Linked DNA regions of Homo sapiens: region 2 is linked to region 1. Evidence: read pairs that join two places in POLR2A ChIA-PET (ENCODE). Cell type or tissue: HepG2. All regions are shown on one strand.

The links. Peaks named below come from ENCODE experiments on the same cell type or tissue, not always from the same donor. Only the 100,000 strongest peaks of a DNase experiment are listed, where the experiment ranks them.
Region 2: POLR2A ChIA-PET joins it to region 1 with 6 read pairs; 3 of 35 experiments call an interaction of 5 or more read pairs at or near these places.

Annotation. Positions count from the first base shown.
Region 1 is chr16:15,778,125-15,780,624 of GRCh38, reverse strand. It overlaps MYH11 (myosin heavy chain 11), which reads left to right. Exons shown (of 41, transcript NM_002474.3): 7 at 1,782-1,845. Among named protein-coding and RNA genes, the nearest start is that of MYH11, 78 kb to the left of the region's middle. In HepG2, no CTCF peak of the experiment used is centred here; a DNase peak (open chromatin) is centred at 1,424.
Region 2 is chr16:16,182,483-16,184,982 of GRCh38, reverse strand. ABCC6 (ATP binding cassette subfamily C member 6) reads left to right here. Exons shown (of 31, transcript NM_001171.6): 15 at 1-24; 16 at 2,053-2,179; 17 at 2,395-2,500. Among named protein-coding and RNA genes, the nearest start is that of ABCC6, 40 kb to the left of the region's middle. In HepG2, a CTCF peak has its summit at 1,259 (motif pointing left); a DNase peak (open chromatin) is centred at 1,259.

The sequences.
Region 1 (2,500 bases):
TGTATTCCCAGCTACTCGGGAGGCTGAGGTGGGAGAATTCCTTGAACCCGGGGAGATGGAGGTTGCAGTGAGCCAAAGTCACACCACTGCACTCCAACCTGGGCGACAGAGTGAGGCTCTTGTCTCAAAAAAAAAAAAAAAAAAAAAAAAGCGTAAAAATCTAAAGTCATAAAGGTTAGGTTCTAAGCCTGGCTAATTACAAACAGATTTTTACCTCCATGAGTGGCAGGTGAGACATTGGAAGAGTCATAAGGGATATAGACAAGGATTGGCATCAGAGACTCTCCAGGTCATTGCAGGACTCCCAAAATATCCTTGGCCCCACTGTTCACTAACAACAGCGGCCCCCCCCCAACATGTGACAAGCCAAATAATGGCTTCCACCGATTTCCAAAATCTCCATAGCAGATGTGCCGCCTCCACTGAGAAGCACTGCGTTTGCATGTTCCAATTCTGTGCAATGTTTCTAGCCTGTCATAAATGGAAGCACGTGCAAGACAAATCCCTAAAAACATCCTCCACTCACTGGCGTCCCTGCCATCTTGGGAAGGAGAGTGAAGAAGGTGCCTGGGCCTTGCCTGTGACCAGCCGGCTCTCCCTGGCTCCATCTGGGATATGGTCATCCCAAATCACTCTACTGCATGTTTCCCAATGGGGAAAGTTTGAAGGTTTTGTCAAGGACTGAGCAAGCCTAGGGGATTGTGTCCACACACGCCAACACTTCCCACCATGTTATGTCATGATGGGGGAAAAGGATGAAATCCTGTCTCACCTGTTGAGGAAACAGGAAAAGGGTTCATGCCAACAGATGGAGGATTGGGTTCCATCCTTGGTTTCATGGCTTAGCTGAGGCAGGTAGATAGGGCCATCTTTGGAGATACTTGTTGAGCCTCTAGGGCCAGGAACATGAGCCATTCCTGCCTAAAGGACATCCTACACAGGGCCTGCTTGGGCAGTGTGGCCAATGCATACTCACCTGTCCCACAGAAAAGGTTTAATCCATAGTTGGATGATGTGGATGTTTTGGAGCAGGGTGGGGTCTGGGGAGGGAGCCCTCTAGCCCCTGAATATGGAAAAACCTTCTTTCTGCTTAGGGCCCTACCTCTCAGGAGCAACGTCACGTTGGACAAGTCACTTGATCTCTTTTAGCCTTAGTTTTCCCAGCTTTAAAATGGGGATAGTGGGCTGGGTGTGGTAGTTTACTCCTGTAATCCCAGCACTTTGGGAGGCTGAGGTGGGAGGATTGCTTGAGTGCAGCAGTCTGAGGCCAACCTGGACAACACAGTGAGATCCTATCTCTACAAAAAAAAATTTAAAAATTAGCCAGATATGGTGGTGCATGCCTGTAGTCCTAGCTGCTTGGGAGGGTGAGGTCATGGGGAAAAGGGGATTGCTTGAGCCCAGGAGTTCAAGGTTACAGTGAGCTGTGATTGCACCACTGCACTCCAGCCCTCGCTGACAGAGCAAAACCTTGTCTCTAATAAATAAATAAGTTTTTTTAAATAGGGATAGCCATGATGGACTACGGTCATTGCAAAAGCCGAATGAAATTGATCTGTGAACATGTTTTACACGTTCTGTTGCTGTCAGGCCTGGGGTGGTTTCAGCTCAGCAGATGTTGGTTCCGCCTGACAACTTGACCTGTGGGGTTCTGAGTGTTCGCAAGAATCTCCCCGCCCCACCTCCCATCCTCTGTACCATCTGCCTCCTGCTTGCCCACAGCATGGGGTTAACGGCTGAAGTTGGGCAGCAAAGCCTGAACTGTGTTTTCCTGTTGGCAGGGCAAATTCATCCGCATCAACTTCGACGTCACGGGTTACATCGTGGGAGCCAACATTGAGACCTGTATCCTTTCCCTGAGCCTGGGCCAAATGGGTACCCCTGCCCCCTACCAATCTCCTGCCCAGAGGCTGGGAGAGTCCAAGAGCCACCTCTATCTTTCCAGCCTCTTAGGTTTCTTCCAGAACAAATCTCCCCTTAACAGCAGGCATTGTGGTGCAGTGGTTATACATGTGTGGACCGGACCCCTGGTTTGAACCCTAAACAAGCAGCCTAGGCTGCATGTGATGCTCAAATGATCTGTCCCTTAGCTGAGTGACCTTGGGCTGGTTACTCCACCTCTCTGTGCCTCATCAGCAAAATGGGGATGATAATGAATGGTACCTGCCTCATAGAAATGTGAGAATAGAGTGAATGAACTCATATAAAGCTCTAGGCACCATGCGAGGTGCAGAGTAAGGGCTGGCTACGTAGTGTCTATCGTATGATCTTCACTTCATCCTTATTCAGCCATTGTCCGAGGCCAAATTCTGGACCTGTCGTCCTCTTAGAGAGTTGGTCTGTGATCGGCTCCACTTCTTAGGTAGGAAATTGATGAAAACAGAGTTTACCCAGAAGAATGCTGGTATCGCAAGGAACAAGTAGAGCATCTCTTTCATGAACCTGAGCGGTGAAGTGGAGCCAAGTTAGAAATTTCTGGACGTGGGGGAACAACCAGGTC
Region 2 (2,500 bases), 400 kb before region 1:
GGAAAGCCCTCCCTGCCTCCACAGGTACAGAACGACACCCGTAGTAACCAGCCTCATGTTTTTAGGGAGAAGATGCATGGGGCTCCTGCTGCCTCCCACCTGAGAGGTGGTGTAGGTTTCCAGCCTGGGACTGGAGGGTGGGTTTGGCTGGGCTGGGGCTCTGCCGGGGAGGTTCTCAGGATACATCTCTACCTCCTGAAGGTGGGGACCTGCACAGCATAGACCAGTATCTCCTGCAGACGGGGACCAGGGCATCTGAGCCTCCCCCATTAGGGGGAGACACCCCTGTGCTCCCAGGCTGGCCAAGACGATGCCAAGGGAGGGCTGGCTGAGAGGAGCCCCAAGGTTCAGCCCTATCAGCTGTGCTCACTTCTGTGCCTCCTGTATCAGTCCGAGGTCATGATCATCTATAGTCTCCAACTCTATCGCTTGGTCTTTGTGGCCAAAAATCTCAGACAGCCCTGAAACTCCCTAAGAAGAGAAGGAATATGCCCCAGGTAGTATTTGTATTGGTTGTCATTCACTCACTTCATCGATAGAGCACTAGGTATGGGCCACGCTCTGTTCTAGGTATTGGGGATAGGGCGAAGGAAACAGACAAGGGCCCTGCTCTCGTGGGGTGACATGCTGATAGAGGTGAGGCCCAAACAGAAAACCAGAGCAAGGGAACAGAGTACGATGGCATGTCTAGCGAGGGAAGGCTTTGCATTCAAGCCGAGATCATAAGGAAGGAGTGTCTGGGAGAAGAGCTGTTCTTTTTTTTTTTTTTTTTTTTTTTTTTTTTGAAACGGAGTCTTGCTCTATCACGCGGGCTGGAGTGCAATGGCATGATCTCGGCTCACTGCAACCTCCACCTTCCGGATTCAAGCAATTCTCCTGCCTCAGCCTCCCGAGTAGCTGGGATTACAGGCGCATGCTACCACACCCAGCTAATTTTTGTATTTTTAGTAGAGATGGGTTTTACCATGTTCGTCAGGCTGGTCTCCAACTCCTGACCTCAAGTGATCCACCTGCCTCAGTTCCCAAAGGACTAGGATTACAGGCATGAGCCACCGTGCCCGGCCTGGGAGAAGAACCTTCTAGGCGGTGGGAATGGCATCAGCAAAGGTCCTGGGGCAGGAGAGTGCCTGGACCTGGGTTTCTCAACCTCAGCACGGTTGATATTTTGGGCTGAAACTCCTTTGTTGGGGGCTGTCGTGTGCATTGTGGGATGTTTAGCTGACCCCAGTCTCTACCCACTAGATGCCAGCAGCACCCCCTACTGGTTGTGACATCCAAAAATATCTCTAGATCTTGCCAAATGACTCCTGGGGGATGCAGTCACCCCCTGGTGAGAACCACTGGCCTTTTGTGTTCAAGAAACAGCAAGGAGGTCAGCAAGGCCAGGGCCGAGCAGCTGAGGCACAGAGCGGAAGGAGGCGGGAGATGTCATTCCTGATCGTCAGGACTTTAGCTTTGACCCTGAGTGAAATGGGAGTGCTGGCGGGTTTAGCTGGGAAGTGTCACGATCTGACTTGGGTTTTAACAGATCCCTCTGGTCACTGGGTGGAGGATGGGCTGTGGGACGTGGACAGGAGTGGGGCGGGACCAAGAGTAGCGGGAGGGAGGGAGGAAAGAGCCTATTTATCGCAAGAGCCAAGGCAGGAGGCCAGGCTGGTGAAACCCTCAGGCTATAGTCAACCCTGTGTGTGTGTGCGTGGTGTGCATGTGTGCACACATGTATGCGTGTGAGCATGGATTGATTGGGTATGTGCATGCACTTGTGTGTGTGTGGATGCGTGCCCACATTGTGTTGCTGTGCATGCTAGCATGCTTGTATGAGTGTGCAAATGTGCATGCATGTGTGCACGCTTTGTGTGCATGTGTACATGCACAGATGTGCACAGGATAGTTCCTCAAATAGCTAGACAAGGACTGGGAAAAAGAACAGCCCCACAGGTCCTCTTGGAGACTCCCAGAGCAGGAAAGCTCAGCTCCGTCTGGGGCTCATCCTTCCTCACAGAGGCGGGCTGAACCCTAACCAAGGTCATGTCTCCCCTCTTGCGTGTCCAGAATAAACCTCACGGTGCCCCAGGGCTGTCTGCTGGCTGTTGTCGGTCCAGTGGGGGCAGGGAAGTCCTCCCTGCTGTCCGCCCTCCTTGGGGAGCTGTCAAAGGTGGAGGGGTTCGTGAGCATCGAGGTGAGGCCACCCCCAGCCTGTCTGCTAGGATGTCCCCATCCTGAAAGTCCCACTTCCTCGCTGCCTTCCCACCCTCCCCATCCCAGCCAAGTTCACTTTCACTCATTCTCTCCACCTCTCACCCACCACTGAGAGCCCAGCTCCCACTGCTCCTCAAAACCTATCCCACCTCTGTCCCCATCATCCTCCTGTGACCAAAGTAAGTTGTGTTTTAGGGTGCTGTGGCCTACGTGCCCCAGGAGGCCTGGGTGCAGAACACCTCTGTGGTAGAGAATGTGTGCTTCGGGCAGGAGCTGGACCCACCCTGGCTGGAGAGAGTAC